Regions from separate parts of the Mus musculus genome. Here region 1 is linked to region 2. The links are chromatin loops, found by intact Hi-C in ENCODE. Cell type or tissue: left cerebral cortex. All regions are shown on one strand. Links, peaks and the distances in the headings refer to the core of each region. The heading gives the core; the rest is flanking DNA.

The links. A loop is a pair of places that touch in the nucleus more often than their neighbours do. Peaks named below come from ENCODE experiments on the same cell type or tissue, not always from the same donor. Only the 100,000 strongest peaks of a DNase experiment are listed, where the experiment ranks them.
Region 1: it touches region 2 in a loop (2.0-fold over the local background); 1 of 42 quality-filtered maps calls a loop at or near these places.

Annotation. Positions count from the first base shown.
Region 1 is chr12:76,714,196-76,725,897 of GRCm38, forward strand. No RefSeq gene overlaps it. Among named protein-coding and RNA genes, the nearest start is that of Sptb, 9.5 kb to the left of the region's middle. In left cerebral cortex, for the core only: CTCF peaks have their summits at 6,587 (motif pointing left) and 8,121; a DNase peak (open chromatin) is centred at 8,072.
Region 2 is chr12:76,364,267-76,375,968 of GRCm38, forward strand. Zbtb25 (zinc finger and BTB domain containing 25) reads right to left here and starts at 5,294. Exons shown (of 3, transcript NM_028356.2): 1 at 5,174-5,294. It overlaps Zbtb1 (zinc finger and BTB domain containing 1), which reads left to right and starts at 6,254. Exons shown (of 2, transcript NM_178744.3): 1 at 6,254-6,464. In left cerebral cortex, for the core only: CTCF peaks have their summits at 6,149, 7,072 and 8,810; DNase peaks (open chromatin) are centred at 2,967, 3,509, 4,119, 4,835 and 4 more places; H3K4me3 peaks cover 4,996 bases; H3K27ac peaks cover 3,643 bases.

The DNA of each region.
Region 1 (11,702 bases), core at 2,190-10,189, 350 kb after region 2:
AGATTAAGGCCACAGGAAGGTAGATCAAATGCAGTATAAGGAATGAGTTAATGCTTTGACACTAACTCTGTCTTAAGTCTTCCAGAGAAGATATTCTATAGGTGGATAATCAAGAGTACCTTAGCTCAAAACCTCTGTTTTCACCTTTTATCAATATTTATCAGTCAGGGACTCAGACCACGAGGAGGAGAATTTATAATTTACAAATTGACTTTGAGGTGGCTGGAGAGAGGGCTCAGCAGGTGAGGGCACTTTCTATTCTTAAAGAGGACCCAGGCCAGTCATGGAGGCAACACATTTGTACGCATCAAATAAATAAATTTAAAGAAATTGCAATTGAGTTTATTATAAGGAATGACAAGCTACCATTCTAACAATTCAACTAATTAAACAATTTTCTGTGTATGTGATAATTGTTGCCAACATAAATGGTTTTGCTAATTGTTTTGTTTGCAAGTGAGCAGTTACCAAAATCACAGGTTTTTCTTTCTTTCTTTTTTTTTCATAATATTAACCAAGACCTTTGGGAAATTTTCAATAAAGTTTGGAAAGAATCGGCAATAAAAAGCTCCATTACCTCTGCAAATTAATTTCCCTCTCTATTCTGTGGGTTATTTCTACAGCTGCTCAGCTTCTGTTTGAATATTTCTTCAATATTTTGGAGTCTATAAGAAACTATAATTCAGCTTAGACATGATGTATTTTATAGAATGCATACAGAATATAATTGGTTCTTGCTAGAACCCCTGATTTTTTTTCATTTTTATTGGCAAGTTCTGTTTTTAAAAAGTTATTATTTTCTTCCTATCAAATGTTTTCACTTTATTTCATGAAGTAAATTGCTATGGTTATCTTCATTGCTGGGTCAAGAATCTCAGAATTTAAGTAATTTCCCAAAGACAACACAAACTCCAAATCTCAAGCTTATTTGGGTCGTTTCTTCAGGAACTGGTAACACATGTTGGGTTTTTTGGTTGGTTTGGTTTGGTTTGGTTTTTGAGACAGTGTCTCACTCTGCATTCCAGACTGCCAGACTGGCCTGGAGCTCATAGCAGTCCTCCTGCCTCGGCTCCCAATGTGCTAAAATTATAGATGTTGAGTCATGTGTGGCTTTGAGACTTAAATTAGCAGGATTTATTGTCTCCTACTTGAACTCATTCAAGAATTTAGCCCTGGTGGCTGGAGAGATGGCCCAGCGGTTAACAACACTGACTGTTCTTGGAGAGGTCCTGAGTTCAAGTCTCAGAAACCACATGGTGGTTCACAGCCATCTGAAATGGGATCTGATGCCCTCTTCTGGTGTGTCTGAAGACAGCAACCATGTACTCACATACATAAAAATGAATAAATAAATCTTTAAAAAAGAAAGAAAGAAAGAAAGAAAGAGAGAGAGAGAGAGAGGGAGGGAGGGAGGGAGGGAGGGAGGGAGGGAGGAAGGAAGGAAGGAAGGAAGGAAGGAAGGAAGGAAGGAAGGAAGGAAGGAAGGAAGGAAGGAAGAAGGAATTTAGCCCCAAATTATGCTGAGCACATGCACAGTGGCAACTCTGCTGCTTACCCTTTTCCACCATCACTGAAATTATCCAAATCTGCTTCATCCAGCATCCAGCGCTGCCCCCTTGCAGACAAACCAATTGAAAGCTGTGGATCCTCCTCTTGGAATGGGTTTCCAGCTATAAATAAGCATTTGTATGCCACCACTGACCCAATCACTACCTATCTTCTTGACTGCGCTTCACCTGCACAAAGTGCTGCCAGAAGTAAGTAGATGTTTGCCTCTTAGGATTCCAGGAGCTTGATAGACCTCCTGCTAACATCCCAAAGACTATAATTCTTTATTCCATAAATAAAAACGAACCTTCAGAGGAAACTGAACTTGGGAAGGAGTTAGCTTTTAAAGTACAACCTTCTGCTGGAGAGATGGCTCAGAGGTTAAGAGCACTGACTGCCCTTCCAGAGGTCCTGAGTTCAAATCCCAGCAACCACATGGTGGCTCGCAACCATCTGTAATGGGAACGGATGTCCTCTTCTGGTGTGTCTGAAGACAGTTACAGTGTACTCGTATACATAAAATAAATATTTTTAAAAGTATAACCTTTGGGTATAGGAATAAGAAAGAAATGTGCCGTGCAGCTTATTGAATAGAATCTTATAGTCAGTATCAGAGTAGGCTTGAAAGACCCATAGATGGAGACTCAGAACACTCTGCCTGCCCTTAAGCTCTCAATTTCTCAGCCACAAAATAATGACACTGAACCACCACCTAGACTCAGCGGACTCTCAGCTTGATTGAGCTTCCAATATTGTACATATATACTAAGAATTTATAAATTGGGGTGGTGGTGGGTCACACCTTTAATCCTAGCATTCAGGAGGTAGAGGCAGTCAGATCTCCATTAGTTTGAGGCCAGCCTAGTCTACACAGTGAGTTCCAGGACAGCCAGGGCTACACAGAGAAATCCTGTCTCAAAAAAAACAAAAGAATTTATGAAATGTTTATCATAAAGATGTTAATAATAGTGGAAAAGTATATGCAATGTCAATATTCTTCAAAAATAGAAAGTTTTAAAAATTGAGATTAAAATTTGTTAAAATGGGGGCTGGAGAGATGGTTCAGTGGTTAAGAGCACTGGCTGTTCTTCCAGAGGACTCTGATTCCATTCCCAGCAACCACATGGCAGCTCACACTGTCTGTAACTCCAGCTCTAGGGGAATCCTCACATAGGCACACAAGCAGGTAAAATACCAGTATACATGAAATAAAAAGAAATTCATTATTGTTTAATTGGTTAAAGTGATGTTAAACACAGTATGTGGAAGCCTGTAATCGTGGAGTGGATACTTGCACTGGTCCTAGCATTCTAACCAATGGAGAGTTGAATTACAGCAGAACGTCTTTGTCTGGTTGCAGGAAGTCTTGTAAGAAATTAATCAGTTAAACCAAGCAGGTGTCTAGCTGACTGACTCTCCTGTAGCCAGAAAGTTGTTTTCTATCCCTGTACTAATGGCTAACAGCATGGGCTGAGAGTCTCAGAACCTTCTCTAGTCCTTGCGGCTGTCTGATTTGTGGATCAATTTTGTTGTGTTTTGCAACGATGAACTCTACTAAATTTAATTGGTCTATAGAAGTTCCCTTTTAAAACCAGTTATGGTATATATATATATATATATATATATATATATATATATATATATACACACACACACACACATATATATATATATATATACATACATATATATATATATATGTACACACACACAAAGAAATGTTCATTTAAGCAAGGATGTGGGTTTATAATTAATAGAAAAGGGAAATGTCATGATACGTTATGAACTTTTTAAAAAGGGCTCCAAGTAGGAGCTGGAGAGATGCCCTATGGGTTAAAAGCACTCGCTGCTCAGTCATGAGGATCAGTGTCTGGATTCAGCACCCATGTGCCACAACTCACATGCCTGTAACTCCAGCTCTAAGGGATTCCACACCCTCTTCTGGCTTCCATGCACATGTGTGCACACACTTTCACACACACACACACAGATACACACACACACACACACACACACACACACATATGCAAATAATATCTTTTTTTTTCTCAAGACAAAGTTTCTCTGTGTCGTAACACTCACTCTGTAAACCAGGCTGGCCTGGCTCTGCTTGAAACAAAGTCAGGTAGATCTCTGTGAGTTTGAGGCCAGCCTTGCCTAAAGAACAAGTTCTAGGAAAGACAGGACTGTAGTCCTGTGTACAGAGAAACCTTGTCTTGAAAAAAATAAAATGAATAAAAATTTGAAAACAGAAATTAAACAGTTAATATCAATAAGAATGCTGCTAAAAATCAATTTATTCCTGTATGATAGGTTTAGAGTAATTCTTATTTCCTTCTTCTTTTCCTATAGTGTTTGTTTTATAGGCATAGACTATTTTGTAAAAATCAACAGATATTTCCAATTTGGGGAAAATATAGTAAAAACTAAGCAAAATATGTTAGATGTTTTCTTGGAAACAAGTTTTGCCAGAAAGCTAGGCAAGAACAAAGTATTGGTGAACTTGCAAAAGAAATGTCTGAGTATTTTCCTCAATAACTCAGATAGTTTTTTGTTTTGTTTTGTTTTAAAGATTTATTTATTTATTATATGTAAGTACATTGTAGCTGTCTTCAGACACTCCAGAAGAGGGAGTCAAACCTCGTTACTGATGGTTGTGAGCCACCATGTGGTTGCTGGGATTTGAACTCTGGATCTTCAGAAGAGCAGTCGGGTGCTCTTACCCACTGAGCCATCTCACCAGCCCTTGTTTTGTTTTTTAAACAAAGGTAAAAACCTCTTTTCTGTTACACAAAGCTGCAGAGCCTATCTATTTTTCCAACTGGGGATATCACCAATCATGTGGGAGATGGGAGTGGCTTGACCCATGTCTGCTCCTCACCTCTTGTCTTCCTCTTGCACTATGAGCTGTCAAGCTATGAGACTGGCCCAAAAGCCAGTCTGAGGCTATAGAAAGACACAGTCCTAACTCCGTAAAGACAGGATGATCTTTATAACTTTGTTTTCTTCACTACCATGCTTTAATTGTTTACGTTTCCAAAAGTTACTTGGCAATTTTTCTTAGTTTATTTGTTGGTTTTGTTTTCTGAGACACTCTTAATTAGTCCAGGCTAGCCTCAAACTCACCATGTAGTAAAGGCTGATCTTGAACTCCTGTGCTGGCTAATTTTATGTCAACTTGACACAGCTAGAGTCACTGGAAAGGGAAGAACCTCAACCGACAAAATGCCTTCATAAAATTAGGCTGTAGACAAGCCTTTAAGGCATTTTCTTAATTAGTGATTGATGGGTGAGGACCCAACCCATTGTGGGTGCCACCCCAAGCTGGTGGTCCTGGGTTCTGTAGGAAAGCAGGCTGAGCAAGCCACAGGGAGTAAGCCAGTAAATAGCACTGCTCCGTAGCCTCCGCATCAGCTCCTGCCTGCAGGTTCCTGCCCTGCTTGAATTCCTGTCCTGACTTACTTTTGATGATGCTGTGGAAGTGTAAGCCAAATAAACCCTTTCCTCCCCAAGTTGCTTTGGTCATAGTATTTAATTACAGCAATAGAAACCCTAAGGAAGACAATTCCTAATCCTTCTGCTTCCAATTCCCAAGTGCTAGAATTATAGACATGTGTTCACCACCACTTCCGCTCCAATCAATCTTGATAATTACACTTATCACTCAAGTAAGAATGAACGTGCAGAACTAATTATTGGAGGCTAGGTAGATTAAGCCAATCTGAAATTCACATACGAAACGTCAACAAAGGAATAACAAGCTTTCTACATACAAAATAGTGAAAGAATTTTTACCCAAAGTAAAATAAATTGGTGAATAACCACTCCCCACACGCGCACACACAAATTGTGTCAGGGACTTAGTTAAATATAGCCACTCCTGTAGCTGTCATTCAAAGAGTGTGACACGTGCTTGTAATACCCTGTAGAAAAATCTCTGAGGGATGAAAGGTCTGTGGCTAAGCTTCTGATGGGCTGTGAGGGACACTTTGTGTCTGACTTCAATTGTTTGTTCTACAGTGTTTGCTGTTCACCAGTGCACCAGGCCTTCTGTATGTTCATTTTGGGGATCATCAGCTCCACAGAGTAACTACACAAGAGTTAGAGAAGAATCTTTGCCTCCAAGGAGAATTGCCAAGAGCCAGACTCAGCAACTCAGGAAGCCAGCTGGCCCTGTGTACTAAGTACTACTCACAGCAGGACACAGAGAGTCCATGTAAGTCAAAGGCAGTAGAAACAGTATCTTTACTGATTTACTGTCTGTGTGCCTCATCCTGCTCTCTGAAGGATGTTTAAAAAAAATCTTACTTTTTACTTACGAGAGAAATCCTGAACCAGCTTTCTCAACTGCCGTGTGCAATGTCTAACACTTAAAAATCTGTCCCAACGTGGGGCAGTGATGGCACACGCCTTTAATCCCAGCACTTGGGAGGCAGAGGCAGGCAGAGGAGTTTGAGGTCAGCCTGATCTACAGAGTGAGTTTCAGGACAGCCAGGGCTACAATGAGAAACTTTGTCTCAAAAACAAAAAAACAAAAAAACAAAAAACAAACAAACAAACAAACAAACAAACGTCTCAAGTTTCCTCTCTGTGGCTCATAGTGTATGCCATGATGGTGAATGATGATAAATGGGCACACACAGAAATAATACTGGGGAGTCTAATAGTCAACTATTACTATGTAAGGTTGCTTTCATTTGTTTACTCCAGTTTACTTTGCAAAGCCTTGTTACAGTATCCCCTTTGCCTCAGGCAATCCTGCTTTGCCCCTGCTATTCCTGCCTAATCATTAACTGTTGCCCTTCGTTCTCAGAACTGTGATACAATATATAACATATATTGATGAGCATCAGCTGCCACCAAGAGGCCCCAGTAAATTCTTGTATATAGAAAGTAACTTGGCTCTAGTCATAAAAGAAAGATTTGTTACAAAAAGACAACCACACAACATAATAAATATTACAATTACTTTATTATTAGTTGCTGTGTCCTATCAAGGACAATTTATCTCTACATAAATTTAAGTCAATTCTGCCCTCTACTGTCTCCTGACAGTATTATGATGCTGTTCACAGAGGCTGATGATCCATTCTGCCCATGTTTAGAGTGGTGGTCTCCAACCTACTACAGTTATATTAGCTTCATAAAGTCTCCCACTGCCTGTGTTGAACCCCACACCTGTAACATTAGGATCTATGGTGGGAAGACCCAAATATCAAGTGTTTGGAAGCCCTCTACCTGGCTTCAATGTACAATCAAGGCTTAAAAATGCTTAAACCACTACTTAAAAGTGTCAGGACAGATATCAGGCAGTGGACACTTTTAGTCCCAGTACTTAGGACTCAGAGACAGGTAGATCTCTGAGTTTGAGGACAGCCTGGTCTACAGAGTGAGTTCCAAGAGAGCCAGGGCTACATAAAGAAGCCCTGCCTAGAAAACCAAATAGTCAAGTCAAATAGTCTGTGTGGTTCACTTAGCCTTTTCATTCCATAGTCTAGATTATGTACTACACGGCTGATCATGTCTAGTTACATTTGGAAGATTTGAGAAAAAGAACATCAGGACAAATCAAATCACTACTGGGAAATTGGCATTACTGTTTCCCCTAAGGGGTGATATTTTCCCTGGTATAAAAGTCTTTTTTTTTTTTTTTAATGTACAGTGATGATATGTGGAACTTTCTAGAAGATGAGTCTATCTAGGCATCAGCCTCGTGTCAGCGCCCCAATTCTTAACTGATGAAATTACCTGCTGAGGAGGCTCCATGGTAGCCAAGAAAGCTGAACCAGAAAGACGGGGCAAATGAGGTAGCACCCATTGCATTAAATTACTGCTTCCTTTGTCTTGAACATTCAGAGTCTTGTTAATGGAGTTCATCATATGGAAAAAGCACTGATGTAAAAGCTCAGGGAATCTGCTGGAGTGGAATTTGCACTAATTAGAACATTAACTAAATTAAGGCACCAGGGAGGACTGAACTCCAAAGGGAATAAGAGAGAAAAAGATACAGAAAAATCATTAATAATCAGCAAGGGAGAGGAAGAGAGCGATACTGCAGAAAGCTAACCAAAAAGGAGATTTCTGATGATTAGTTAGACAGTCACCTCTCACTCTCTTTTCCTAATGTTCACTTCCAAAGCTGACATGTCCAGGGTCTGAGATTCGTCCCACTGGAAGCCATGTTATTCTTCCTAAATTCAAAATGTGGGAACCACCAGAGTGTTGATGAGAGGAGGAAGGGCTCGTTTCAGAATTTGGACACTGAGCTCCTGTGCAATCAGCAGAGGCTCTCAATGCTAAAGGGAGGAAAGGAGGAAGGGATGTAGTGGGGAGAGGGTTAGGCCTTTATTCACCCTTGTTTGCAGTTGTGTGATGTCATTCTGTCCAGCAAACAGCAAGACTTGGCACAAGTGTGACAGGGGTAGAGACTTGGAAACCACGTTAGAAACTAGCTTGAAAGATTCCATCTGCGGCTGATCTTGTTGTGGAACAATTACCGAGGCTTTCAAAGGTTTCTTTCCAAGTAGTCAGCCTGCACAGAGTGGAAACACCTCCATAGATGTATTTATGGGCTCAGAAGAACTGCCAGGCCTGGTGGCTCATGCTATAATTACATGACTTGGAAGGAACAGGGTTGCCATGAGATCAAGGCCAGTTTGAGCTGAGACCTTGTCTTAAAAACTGAAAAATGAATGACTTTTTTTTCTGGGTGATGGCCACCATGAGTCCCTGATGGAAGCTAGAAGCACTTACAGAGAACTCTCTACCTGGGGAAGGAAGGAAGGAATGGATGTTTATACTTAAATATGTAGTTTTACGTATAGTCGCATAACTATGTTTGCTACTCAAAAACACTTGATTGATAAAATAGCCATACATCAACTTATTTACATTGCTGTAAACATATATTAATATAACCATAAGCACCCCAAAATCTGTGAATGAACTAAAGTTAAATTGTAAGAGCCTGCCCCTTTAACACTTGTAGTGAACAAATAATATTTTGTTTGTTTCTTTGGTTGGTTGGTTGGTTTGTTGGTTTCATCTTGCTATGCAGTCTAGGCTGGTTTTGAACTCAAAATCCCCCGCTGCTACTTGCCAGGTACAGGATTACAGCAATGTGCCACTATGACGGGCTTTAGCACAAAGCATTCCTGTAGCCTTAAAATGGAAACTGACACTAAAATGAAAACAAAAGTAGTCTGGGCATGGTAGTGGTGAACCTTTAATCCTAGCAAACAGGAGGGAGAGGCAGGTGGATCGCTGTGTGCTTGGGGTAGCCTGGTCCACATAATGAGTTCTAGGCCAGCCAGGACTACAAAATGAGACTGTGTCTCAAAAACAAAACAAAACCAAATAAATAAAATAGAAAGAAAAAGTATTTGGGACTAGAGAGATGGTTCCTCAGTTATGAGCAAGGGCCTTGGATGCTCTTGCAGCGGGACACCTACAGGTTTAGTTCTCAACACCCACTTTTTGGCTAACAGCTAAATTCCTATAATTCCAGTTCCAGAGGATCTGATGTCTCCCTCAGGTACCACACCCATGAGGCATACTCACATGCATGCAGGCAAAACACGTATACACATAAAATAAAAATAAATCTTAAATAAATAAAAGCACTGGGTCTGGGGAGATGGGCCAGTAGCGGTTAAAGCATTTACTACACAATTGTGAGGGTGGGAATTTAGATACAGAACCCACATAGGTGGTAGTTGTGGTGGTTTGCCTGTGCTTCTCAGCTTCCAAAGGGAGAGGTTGCCCCACAGATCCCCCTAGAGCAAGCTACTATCGAGACTAGCCATACCTGTGAGCTCTGGATTTGATTGAGAGAACCTGCCTCAATGAACAAGGTAGACTCTAGATCAAGAAGGATTCTGAGCCGGGCGGTGGTGGTGCACGCCTTTAATCCCAGCACTTGGGAGACAGAGGCAGGCAGATTTCTGAGTTCGAGGCCAGCCTGGTCTACAAAGTGAGTTCCAGGACAGCCAGGGCTACACAGAGAAACCCTGTCTTGAAAAACAAAACAAAACAAAACAAACAAACAAAAAGAATGATTCTGGACAGTAGCCTCAGGCCTCCGCACGCATGTGTACCCACACACATATGCCCTCAAACATGACAACATGCATACATGTGCACATGCACACTATGCACACAAATGTAAAAAAATTAGTGCATCTTAATAGAAAAGGGTTAGAGGTGTGAGCAAAAGTGGATACAGGGGGGCTGGTGAGATGGCTCAACAGGTAAGAGCACCCGACTGCTCTTCTGAAGGTCCTGAGTTCAAATCCCGGCAACCACATGGTGGCTCACAACCATCCGTAACGAGATCTGACTCCCTCTTCTGGTGTGTCTGAAGACAGCTACAGTGTACTTACATATAGTAAAAAAATAAATAAATCAAAAAAAAAAGTGGATACAGGTAATTCAAAGAACTTATTGACTAGTCCTGTCTCCATGCATAGCATTGTACCTTAGCAGGAATTAGATATTAGTACTGTTTGGTTCTGAGATGAATCAGTCTCATAAATGCATTTATATAAAAGCTACAAATAAAGCCGGGCATGGTGGTGGCACTCTCCTTTAATCCCAGCACTTGGGAGGCAGAGGCAGGCAGATTTCTGAGTTTGAGGCCAGCCTGGTCTACAAAGTGAGTTCCAGGACAGCCAGGGCTACACAGCGAAACCCTGTCTCGAAAAACAAAACAAAACAAAACAAAACAAAAGCTGTGAAAGTTGGGTTTGAGAGATAGTTCAGTGGTTAGCCTGAGATCAATTCCCAGCAAGCACATGATGGCTCACAACCATTTATAATGGGGTCTGATACCCTCTTCTGTTGTGTCTGAAGAAACCTACAAGTGTATTCATATACATATCATTAAATAAATAATTCTTTAAAAAAAAAAAGCTGTGAAATTTAAGACAGAAAAAGTCAGCTGAAGCCATAGTATGGCCGACTTTGAAAACCCTGCTGAAGACCCCCTACCTCATTTGGTTAGCAACAGGAAATCTGCTGAAGGCTGAAAAGTTTTAGGCAAAGCATAGATAGGACTGGAACCAGGTTTTAGGAGATGGATCTGGCAGCAATGTGTCTGGTGGCTTGAATGGAAAGATAGGGACAAGTCATTATCATACCACAGGATATGGGAAGTAGGTTCTTTGAGGGCTATCACCAGCTGGTGCTGTCACAGGTAGCCAGATCATGCAACCGAATCACTAGAGGGGATAAGTTATCTCTGGCTTCCTGGCTTTCCTCCCCTCCATTTCCTCCACACCCAGGTTGAAGTACCACAAGCAGTTTTCCTTCAACATTCCCTTCCGCCATAACGTTCCCATGCTGCCACGGGAATGTGGCTTAGGCATAGTGGAGCCAGCTGTCCGTGGGCTGAAAGCTCCGAGGCCATGAGCCAAGACAAGGCTCTCCTCATTTAGGCTGTTGATCTCAGGATATTGTCAAATAAGCAAAAAGCTAATACAAAGTGAGCTGACTGGTGGAGTCCTTGCTGCGACTGCCCTTGACCGAAGGGTTTAGAAGCCCATGGAACAGAGAGAATTTGGAGACGGGGGACTAGGAAAAGCTTAGAAAACTATAAACAGAGGTAAATAAATAATTGTGGTGTGAGTTCAGATGACCAGAATGCTGAAAGGAATTACAAACAAAAGCACACTGAAGGTTATCTGGCATCTTATCAGGGTTTCCACTGCTGTGAAGAGACACCATGACTGTGGAGAGCCGTGCATGCCTCGAGCAATGCCGCTGGCCTTCGCTGTGCCTAACTAGTAAACAAGCCTTGTACGCAGGCGGGCGGGAGAGTGAATTCACTCTTAGTCACTGCCCATCTCGGGGCGTAATAGTGGGTTGATGGGCGAGCAACAAATCAGGAGCTGACATGCCATATCAGGTGCTGAAACGCCATGGCTGAGGGCTATATAAGCGACTCCATTTTCTGGGGTCGGGGTCTTCCTGAGAAGTAAGCAATAAAGCTTTTGCCGCAGAAGATTCCGGTTGTCCCGAGTGTGTTCTTGCCGGCGGGGACAAAAGCTCAGGCAATACATGACCAAGGCAGCTCTTATAAAGGACAACATTTAATTGGGCCTGGCTTACATGTTCAGAGATCCAGTTCGTTATCATCATGGCAGAGAGTATGGCAA
Region 2 (11,702 bases), core at 1,359-9,358:
TGCAGTAATATTCCTCCAACAGTGATGTTTTTGTTTTTATAATTAACTTGGCTGAACTTAACACTTCCAAGTTCTGCTCCTTGATTGTGGGGTTTGGCTCTAGGTGTGCTCTTTGGAGGCCGTGGTAAACATGTCCAACTCAGTGATGACAAGATTCAGAGTATTACACATCACCCCAACAAACCATTTGTTGAGCATCTCCCCCACTTTCCAGCTGCATGTTGTGTGCTCTGCCCTTTTTCTTCTAGCAACAGTTACCCCAGTTTTAGTCACCCACTGTGCCACCAAAACCATAAAAACAGAAACAACCACTGCTAACCCTTCTGCCAATCCAATTTTCAAAGACACACATGGTAACAAGACATACATGAGGGCAAAACACCCATATACATAAAATAATAAAATCTGGTTGGAAGACAGACATGGTAGTATATACTTGTAGTCTTAGCACTTGTGAAACTGAAGCAGGAGGATTGCTGAAAATTCAATGTAAGCCAAGGCTACACAGAGTGAGTTCAAGGCTGGTTGGCCTGAGCCTATCTAATAAAAACCAAACAAAAAAAATTAACAGAAAAGATTTTTGGTAGGAAAAAAAAAGATGTAAAGTAGGTTGCAGAAAAGAATTAAAAAAAAAATCACCCTTCATTATTTAGAAAAGCAAAGAGTTTAAAAACTTTAAAAACATTTTTATTATCAAATTAGTATTTTTAATATTTTATTCTGAGAATTTCATACATGTATACAAGGTATTTGTATCATCATAATATCCTTCCCATCTAAGCACCACACCCTCACCCCCAAGTAATATTTATAATAGGCTTAGTATTGATAGCTATGAGATTATAAAAGCGTTATTTACTTTCTAGATCGCAGTAAATTAGCTCTGGATTAGTTCAAACTAAGATGAAACAAGTTTATAATTTAGTTAGCATGATATTCAACATCTTGGACTGTTTAGAAACTCTTTTTGGTTGGCTTGCATTCTCAGATCAGCAGCAGAACAGCCTAGAATACTCAGCTCTTCATTCTCTCACACCGTAAGCATCTTTAACGGACTTTATAATCAATTATCAGTAAAAGATAGGAAAGCTGGCAGAGGAATGTCAAGCTTTTATGAACTACTTACTCATGGCTAGAAATACACAAGTTAAAAGGTCTCCAGTGCTACCTGATAAAAGGCTTCCCACAAGTGTAGCTGGTATTTGTAAAATGGTATTTTTTGATGATTGTGGATGTGTGACAGTTGATCTGGTTTTATTTGTGAGACGAGATCCCACAATAACCTAGTCTGACCTAGAATTTACTTTGTAGCCCAGGCTGAACTGAAGTCTATGTTCTCTTGCCTCAAGCTCCTGAATAGAGGGATCATAAGCGTATACCATAATTCCCAACAAGTATGGAAGAATGTTTACTATCGCATAAGTATCCCAAAGAATTGTGTTCATTATAGTAGATAAATAAATATCAATGATTATTGTAAATGTGACTTTAAACTACAATTTTAGGTGGTTTAAGGAATCTAAGTAATTAGACATACTGTTGCATACCTGTAATTCCAGCTCATAGAAGTTTGAGGCCTGAACTTAGAAAACCCTATCTCAAAAAGAAAACAAACAGGAGACTTGGGGGAAGGGCCCTCCCTGTACTCACCCCCATCCCAAAGCAAATCCCTGGAGCTCACTGGCTTAGCCAGGTTACATGAATCAGTGAGCCCCACCTTCAGTAAGGAAGACACCCAAGGTCAACCTCTGACCTCAGATCCACACACACAAACACACACCCCTCAAAGAAAAGAAACAGAAATGTGCTAAACTAATGCACTAGTAGAGTGGTTAGAGGCCAGGAAGGGCCACACCATTTCCAAACTTTCTGGTGAAAAGTATCTAGGAAAAAGAACCACTTATTCTTAGACCCTTTTAAATTGATTTCCATAATGTCTAAAAATGATACAGGAACTGCCAAATCTGAAAATACAGGCACAGATCAAACCTGCCAGGAACCCATTCACAGACAATGTTAGAGAAGACGTGATGGATGACACAGGAAAGGGCAGTTACATTCTAGAAATCTTCAATAGGATAGTCTGGAGCCCTGGTCTGTGGGCAGACAGCCTTTTCCATCCTCTGTGTGTGTGTGCCTGTCTGTCTGATAAAGCACTAGGCCAATAAAACTTAGAAATAAAAAACTTAATACGAAAGAGACAAGAGTCTTCTTGATTTATTCTAAAGACTACATCTAACAAGAGTAAAAGAGGTCCTCACAGGCCAGGGAAAGTGAAAGAGGGCAAAACTAGAGGAGACCCAGAGTGCAGCGGGCAAGTGACTGAGCTGCTGTGTGAGTGAGCTACCATCTTCTCTGCCAGAGAATAACAGCTCCATGAACACACTTCTAGCACAGACTAAATAATACCCTCTGCCTAAAAAGCCTGCTGTTTCAGAATTAAACATTGGTTTTGATCTGTATCTACAAAAGCAATTAATTACAAAATCTCAAAACCTTAATAATATACACTTTTCTTAAGGTTAATTTAATAGAAGAAAAAAAGGCCCAATAAAATGAGAACAGAAACCTAACAACGGGTGGGGATATAATATAGCCCAGTAGTAGAGGCTTTGTCTGGCATTCTCAAGATGGCAGGTTTGATCCCCAGAATACAACCAAGTACAATTAAAATGAACTAATCATGAAATTTCATGTTAGCTTTGAGTACTGTCTTTTTCCTCCACTTTCTTTTGGGGGTGGGTGAGTGAGTGGGGTGGTGAGACAGGGCTCACTATGTAGCTCTGGCTGTCCTGGAACTTACTATGTAGACCAAACTGGCCTTGAACTCTGTCTCCCAAGTACTGGGATCTAAAAGGTGTGCACTACTATGCCTGGCAAAACATATTCTATGTGTACTTGCATGAATTCAGGCATACCATATGTACGCAGGAGCCTGTGGAAACCAGAAGGAATCCGTTTCCAGGAACTGGAGTTATTTCAAGTTAAGAGCCACATGGGCGCTGGAAGCCAAACCTGGGTTGTCTATATGCACAGTAAGCGCTCTCAACTGATGAGCCATCTCGACAGACTAAAGGAAGAAGCAGTGGCTGAGGAATCTAACTGGCATGAAGTGGAGATCAAAGGATCCAATTCCATCGCTGGTAGAGGTAACTACTATCAACTATTTTCTTTTTGGCTTTCTCTAAGGACTCAGATGCACTTGCTCTGTGGGATAAACAAGCAGAAAGGGGGCACAGGAAGTGGTGTAGGGCTACTTTACAATTCATCAAAATAAGAGCACCTGCACTGCTTTTCTATAGGAACTCTGACAGTTCGCCAACTCTTTCCTAGCTCTTACTTCAAAAATGGACAAATTGGTCAGATACCACCAGCAGCTTGCAGGGAATAAATCACTTTGGGTCAGCGGTAGGTTAGGCACTATGCTGCACTTCCCAGCGTGCTAGGAGATTTTACTGCCAAGCCGCTCAGGCCCCTCCTCCTCAGCTAGACAGCCTGGCTCCTTTGCATTCCCCTCAGGAGATCGGGTGGAAGTACATAGCTCCACTTTGTAAGGCATAGAGGGCAGCTGAAAGTCCTGCCTGGCCTCTCTGAGCAACCACAGGCGCCAATAAATCAGCCACAGGCGATTCTCTCACCCCCTTCCTGGGGAGCAAGATGTAATGCGAAAGAGCACTGACTAGGCTTGGAAGATAAGTGATTGAGACTCACATTCCTTTGCCAACTACTCTTGTCACCACAGTCAGGTATACCTCTCTGGCTCACTCACTTCTGCCGACTTAAAACATATTTATAACAAGACAATACTACCCTTTTAGGGAATTCAGTTATTAAAACTGCCGGCAAAGGTTAGCACACAAAACTAAACCTGACTGGAAACTCCTTACAGCTTATTATAGTACTGGGCATGACAGTCTAGTGTGTGGTGGGGTAGGTGGGGGTCTTCTTGCTGACCACCCAGGATGTCTCATTGCTCCCTAACTGAATCCCAGCCATCTTGACTATTTCACACCTACTCATCCCACCCCCAAGTCAGGCAGTGGCTATGTACCTATATCTAGGTTGCTTCAAGAATGATGCCTAAACCTAAGGCCGAGACACGTGGCCAGACCAGGGGGCATACACTCTTAGTTCCTGCGAGTGAGAGCCCGACCTAAGATCCATTGCTACTTCTACACTAGCCTGGGCTATCAACTTGAGAAGTCCTGTAAACCTGATGTAATTTTAATCACTTCTGGAGTATACACTGTCCAAAGCAGGATAAACTGGCACTGCAGTCCTGAGGCTAATTATGAAAGGTGCAGAAACTTTGATCGGGCAACACTCTGCTTCTTAGGCCGGGTGTTAGCTGTGAAATGAGGGATGGACTCGATATTTAAGGTCCTTTTCAGCTGAAAAACTCTGATTCTAAGATGTACTTCAATTCTGTCAATCGACAGCTCTGCAGCTTTTGAAGGACTTGCTGGAGTCCCTCGAGGAAGAAGGCCAACTTTAATCCCTTAGAGGGAGATGGGAGTTAATTTATAAAACACACAACACTAGCTGCTATCAGGTTCCAGGTACAGCGCAGTGCGTTACCTAAGCAACTGATAACGGCTTGATTCCTCCAAATGAGTGCTAGGGAGACGATGATATAAGATGGGGGCCAGAATTCAAAATGAAAAACCACTGGGCTAAGAGAAAAATTAATTATTAGGGTAGGGGGCTACTTGCCCTAGATGCTAGGTACTCACAAACTGGATGGGGGAGGGGAGAGTGAGGGCTGCGCAGCCCGATCTGGACACCCGCCCACTTGCTAGAGCCTGGAGGCCTGACGCGGCCGCCCAGGACCCGGCTGACACAGACGGATTGAGGCTTCTGCGCCCGCTCGGAGCCCGGCCCGCAGCGGGAATGGGCTCTAAGGCTGTGCGGCAATCGCGCGCGCCATCCCGCCCGCGTTAGGCCCCGGCGGCCCACGGCCAGGGGCGGCTCCGCGCGCCCAGCACTCGCTCGCCGTTGCTAATGTCCTCCTTGGGCCCTGACTGACATCTCCAACGGACCAAAAACAGCACCCCTCTCCCCGGCTACTTGCATCTGTCCCGCGACGGGTGCAGCTGCAGCCGCCGCCCGGGCGGCTCGCGGCGGGAGGGACTGAGCCCGGAGCAGCCCACAGGGGCAGGGCCGCGTTGCTTACCCAGACTCCGCCGCGGCGGCGGACTGGCGGGCGGGCTTCTCTGTGCGGGAGGGGCGGGCTCCCGCGCGGCGCACACCACGCGGCTGCGCCCGCTCACGCACCCGGCGGGCTGCTCTCGCGCGGCTTCCCGCGCCCGGCCCACGTGACCGGACTGCCGGGAAGCGAGCGGCACCCCGGCTAGTGTGCGTGCCTGCCTGCGTGCGTGCGTGCGTGCGCGCGCGCCTGCCTGCCCGCCCGAGTGGCCAAGGCGGGGGTCGGCCCCGCGCTCCGGGCGCGCCTCTGCCACGGTCCCCAGTCGTGACTGGAGGCGGAAGTGTGGGGACAAGTTCGAGCGTCACTGGCTCCCCACACGTCTTGGCGTGACCTGGGAACTTTCCCCGGCGTGTGCAAAAAAAAAAAAAAAAAAAAAACCCAAAAAACAAAAAAAAACCACGGGTGCCCCCTCGGCCCTGGGTGGGGACGGGCAAGGATGCACCGGCGTCTGGCGCGGGAGGGGGACGAGGGCGCGGGGCAGGCAGCCACATGCGGCGGGAGCCAGGGAGGGAGGCGGGCCGGGCGGGGCATGGCGGGGGAAGTGACTCAGGCCCGAGGCTGGCGGGCCCACGCGAAGAGGAGTCGGGGGGCACGGAGGACCCCGAGCGGACAGGCTTTAGGCTGGACGGGACGAGAGTGTCACCCCCCCCTCCAGGCGTCCAGGGTGGAGCGCGGGGGCGGGTCCAACTGCGGGGCCCTGCGGGACAGGGGTCTGACATCTGGGTAGAGGGCGATCGGCATCCAGCCCTGGGGGAGTCGGGAGGATCCCAGTGGCGTCCAGCTGTGCAAACAGGAGGAGGGCCAAGCCGACTCCGGGGAGAGGGGCGACAGTGCTGCTCCAGCCGCCGCCGCCCGGGCGCCCGCGCTGCGGGCAGTGCCAGCCTCCCCGGCCCGACGCAGAAACTTGTTGCAACCAACAGGCGACCGCGGGTGCCCCTAGCCGCCAGCGGCGGAGTGGGTGGGCGGGCGAGAGGGAGGGGAAGGCTGGCGGACGCCGCCGCGAACTGGTGGGCAGACCCGGAGTCGCCGCGTAAGCGGGGCCGGCTCAGTGCGGTGCGGCAGGCGCGGCTGTGCGGCAGCGGAAGTCCTTTGTTGCAGCGCAGTCCCTGGCAGAGCCCGGAGTGTCTCGGCGCAGCCCAGCCGAGCGCCGCGCGCCGTCAACTGCAGCCCGCAGCCCCTCGCCTCCGCCCGCCTTCCCAGCGGCTCCGCTGCCCTCAACTCCATAAAACCTCCGCAGCCGCGCGTCCCACCGCGCCCGGTGAGTAGCTGCCAGTCGTCGGGGCCATTTGCGCAACTTTGGCCGAAGCTGGGCCACGGGCCTGGCGGAGTGCGTGGCCGAGGCGGCGCCGACCGGTGCGGGGAGCCGGAGCGTGGAAAGCGCGCGGCGAGGAGCCGGTGGCGGGGGTCTGCCGAGCGGCTTCGCTCGGGGCCGGCCGTCAGTCCGGTGCGCGCGGCCTCTCCGGGTTCCGGACGAATCCCCTCTCCAGACGACTTCCCAAATTACTTCTTTTCCCTTTATTTTATTTTGTGCTGGGGGGGTGGGGGGAGGGGAGGTGGAGGCGGGAGGCCGCGCTTGATTGACGGGCCCAGAGCGCGCTTCGCTAACTTCCAGCTGCGGCTGGGCGGCCGGTGGGAGGGGAGCGTCCCGGAGCCGGAGGCCGCAGACTTGGGCGCGCTCCGAGGGAGGAGGCGGCTGGGCCGCGCGGATTCCTGCTTCGCTCTTTCCCACCCCCGCTCCTCAGCACACACGCTTTTTGTTCGGGTCCAAAGTGGTAGGTCTCGGGGGTTTGGGGGGTTTTCTGTGTACGAGATCCTCCCCCCCGCCCCCCGAGTCCCGAGAAGAAAGTGCTTTTTGCCTCCAGTGGTGGGCGCTTACAAGTAGAAGTTCTGGTGGAGGCGGTGAGCTAGTTGGGTGGCGATCTGGAGTCCTTGCTGCTGAAGCGTGCAGGCGTGGATCTGGGCTCAGCCGCCGCTCCCAGGCTCCCTTTCCACCTTAGCCACTCGTCCACGTGATCTGAGGGCTTGACAAGACATTTTCCAACTCGGACGGGTCTAGAACAGGTTAATGAAAGTCCTTGTTTTCTGGGGATAGGGTTTTGTATGTGTGTGATCATGTTCCCAAATCGAATGTCGCTGTGACGGTACATGTAGATTCTCCACTGGTCAGACTGTATTTCCGTACAGTATGAATCGCTGCGGCAACATTTTCCCCTTTGACACTGGAATCCACAAAGCGTTCCAAGCATTTCCCCCCGACCCCCACCCCGTTTTGAGACAAGGTCTGGCTAGGTAGCCCAGGATCGCTTGGATATAATTCTCCTGCCTCAGGAAATCCTAAATTTTGGGGTGATAGGCTTGTTCTGAGGCTTTCCAAGACCACTTAGAATTTCTTGAGCCGAAGTTTGAGGCACCCTGAAGTCGACTGGGGAAATCGATGTAGTTCTTATGACTGTTTTAAAGCAACCATGTTTTTTAAAAGGTATAAAATAGGTTCTCTGGAATTTTGTCACCTCAAATGGATATGATCTGGAGAAATGGAAAGAATGAAGGTACAAGAGGCTGAAGCCCAAATGATGGATGGATGGTCAGTTGCCTAGAACTGTAAAACTTCCCTTTTGAATCACTATCCCCTAAAGTCTCAGTAATACTGAGTGGCATTGGTAGCTGCATGGGGTTTCTTCCTCTTAAAGAAACAGACGGACCTAACGCAGCCGAGGTGCAGTGCAGTGCTTTTCCAAAGGTTAAGGCTTAGAAGTTCTGCGGTACAGTGCTGTGTTCCAGCCACTTGCACTCATTTTAACACCAGAATTTCTCCGTTGACAGCAAGTTTTATAGGGTGTGGTTGTGCACGTCTATAATCCCAGCACTTCAAGAGGTTGGATCAAGAGTTTGAGGCTAACCTGGACCTGGCATACATAGCGAGACCTTTTTTTCAAAAAACAAAACTCAGGGCTGGAGAGATAGTTCAGGGGTGAAGGGCACTTGCCTTTCCTTCAAGAAGAACTAAGTTTGACTCCCAGCACCCATCCCAAGCAGCTCACAACTACCTGTAACTTCATTTCCAGGGAGCTCTGGACTCTAGAACAATTGTACTCATGTGCACACCCCTCCCCCCACATACATACACATCATTAGAAATTAAAATTTAAAAACCCAAAGCCTCAGTTTTCATGCTGTTGAGTAGACCTGGTTGAGCAGTCTTTCCAGCTGGCTGTGTTCTTCCAGTTCCTAACATTATGCCTGCTGGTTTGCACCACTGCTGCTGTGTCGTTGTCAGGAAAGAACCCATTTTAACCAGGCCACGAGCACAGCTTCCTGATCTTGTAACTTGGTTTTTGGTGTTTCCAGACAAGTGTTTTTCAGTGTATCCCTGGCTATCCTGGAACTCACTCTGTAGACCAGGCTAGCCTCAAAGGCAGAAATACACCTGTCTCTGCCTCCTGGATGTCAGGATTAAAAGCATGGATCACCTTGACGGCTGTTTTATGGGGTTTTTTTGTTTTGTTTTGTTTTGTATTTTAAAGCTAGAGTCTCACTGTTTGGTCTGGGGCCAGCCTTAGCTTTTGGTCCTCCTGCTTCAACCTCTCACCTAGTGGTGGGATAACGGGCCTGCACCTCCACCCCAGCCTTCTGACCTTGTGGGGTTTTTGTTTTTGTGAAGCAGGGTCTCACTCTTGTAGACCAAGCTGGCCTCAACCTCTTGAGGGATGTGCCTGCTTCTGCAGCCACAGTGCTAGGATTACAGGTTTGTGCTGCCAGTCCTGCTCAGGACTGTGTGTTTCTATGTCATAGTAGCTGCCAAATGTTTGTACCTTCTGCTTCCTCATTCCTCCACACTCCTCCCTCCACTTTTGTCAGTACAATTGGGGGCCTTTTCAAAGTGCCCAGTGTTCCTTGTAACACCATTCAGGAAAAAAATGTTACTGCCTTTTTTTTTTTTTTTTTTTTTTTTTTTTTTTTAAAGATTTATTTATTTATTATATGTAAGTACACTGTAGCTGTCTTCAGACACTCCAGAAGAGGGCGTCAGATCTCGTTATGGATGGTTGTGAGCCACCATGTGGTTGCTGGGATTTGAACTTCGGACCTTCGGAAGAGCAGTCGGGTGCTCTTACCCACTGAGCCATCTCACCAGCCCACTGCCTTCTTTTTTATTTTATTTTTTTAAAGGCCTGTTCTTCTCTAGACAGGTCACAGACTTTGCCTAAAAGGGGAGGGGAGTTGTGTTAGAATGCAGAAAAATAAATGTTTTTAGGCTGCAGTCTCTTGTCTTGGGAGGGTTAAATATGTAAAACATGTGCTTGAAGTTCACTTAGGTCTCTGAAGTATTTTTTGATAGTTTCTTGTGGTAGTGCCTCTGGTGATAAAATAATGAAAATGCTTTGCTGTTCATTCATCTTTTTATGTGAGTCTGTTAAGTTATTTATGCCTGTTTTTCTCAAAGTGGAAATACCTTTTCAATGATAAAAGCGGATGCTCTTTATAAAAGTTCAGACTATACTAAAGTACATAAAATACAAAACTGAAAGTCACTCTGACTCCCACTCCCCAGAGGTAATCAGGGCGAACAATCAATTCCTTGTTTAAAACCGTGAAGGCAGCATTGGAGCATCTTGCTCTGTGTGCCTCACCCTGGCCTGTGCCCCTTCACAGGCTCATGCTTTCTTCTCATAACTCAGATTGATGAGAATTTCCAGATTGGGGGGGGGGGGCTTGCATCAAGCTGACGTCATACTCTATAACTTAGTAACATGGGAAAGTTTGTATGCTTAGGTTAGACCTCATGCGGTTCACCTTGGAGGACTTCTCGCCCTTAGCAGATTTGCAATCTCTTATCCGATTGCTTTATGCAGACTACACTCATTAAAACAAACCCTTCCAGTGGAGAGAGCTTAGCTCACTCATCATTGGGAATGAGTAGGTACACTTGCCACAGAGACCACTGCCAAGACATCCCTGTGCCTTCTTGTGATGGTGTGGGTTCCTCATGATCGATCAGCACCCAAAGCTGAGAGAGAGAGAGAGAGAGAGAGAGAGAGAGAGAGAGAGAGAGAGAGAGAGACTTGATGGGAAGGAAATTCCAGGAGCGGTGGGCATTAAGGAGAGTTGTTTTAAGTTATGGTATGGGAAGGCCTGGTGGGGGGGGTGGGGGTGGGGTGTCTGAATTCCACCCACATTTGGCAGCTTACATATTTAAGGTAGATTTCTAAGTATACTGATGTTTTGTCCTGTATAGTCATCACAAAGCTACTTAGCCTGGTGTAGTCAAGGTGGATGAGCTGTGAAGTCGATTCCCTGATAAAGCTGCCAGCTAGCAGGAACAGATTTAATCACAGTAGTTACTTGAAGGTGTTGAGGACATGCTGCTATGTTGAGATGGGGGTCTCTTTGTATAGCATTGCCTGTCCTGGAACTCACAGAGATCCATCTGTCTCTGTCTCCCAAGTGCTGGGATCAAAGGCATGTATCACCAACTGCTGGGGGTTTTTTTTGGGCGGGGGTGATGTGCTCTTTGAGAACACTACTATGTGAATATAACTTGTTCTCAATCATATTTGAAGGCTTGGAGGTATATGACTTAGTAGGAGAGTGCTTGCCTGTCATGCCTGAGGCCCTATGCTCAGCCTCTGGCACGGTAAACTATAATGATGGGTATTAAAGAATAGGGCTGGAGAGATGGCTCAGTGGTTAAGAGCACTGGCTGCTTGCTCTTCCAGAGGTCCTGAGTTCAATTCCCAGCAACGACATGGTGGCTCACAACCATCTGTTGTGGGGTCTGGTGCCCTTTTCTGGTGTGTCTCAAGAGAGTAATGGTGGTGTACTCACGCATAAAATGAATAAATCTTTTTTAAAAATTTAAAGAATAGCAGTGTGTGGGGTACATGATTTTAATCCCAGCACTTAGAAGGTAAAAGCAAGTGGATTTCTGTGGGTTCGAGGCCACCTTAGTATACACAGTTCCAGCCAGCTCCACAGTGAGACCCTGTCACCAAAAAAATAAAAATAAAAAGTAAATATTAAATAATAAATTGCTAATTATATTTTCTGTTAGTTTCCTGTGTGAGGTGCATGTTGCCCTTTTAAGAGCTAGCTGAAGAGCTCCTCCATACTTGAAATTGCCAGCCGTGGGGTGGGCATGGCGGTCAGCAGATGGGAAAGGAGATGGGGAAGGGGTGTGTTCTGTGAGCCTGCAAGATAAGACAGCAAGAATGCTGAGAGCTTATACTGTGATGGAAAGAGTGACTGTGGGAGGCTTAGAATGTTCCAGAGGGCGCCTTACTGAATAATCATACCCAGAAAGTGGAGTCTGAGTTACAGAAACTGAAACTCTGCATTTTGAATCAAGAGTTAGGGTTTCAGTCCCAGCTTCTGTTTACAAGATGGGTAGTTAACTACTGCACATGTTTTCTTCATTCACAAAATATAGATAATTAAAAGCCTATCTCAGGGTGTTCGTTGTAAGAATCTGTTCACTAATGTCTGAAAGAGACCCTAT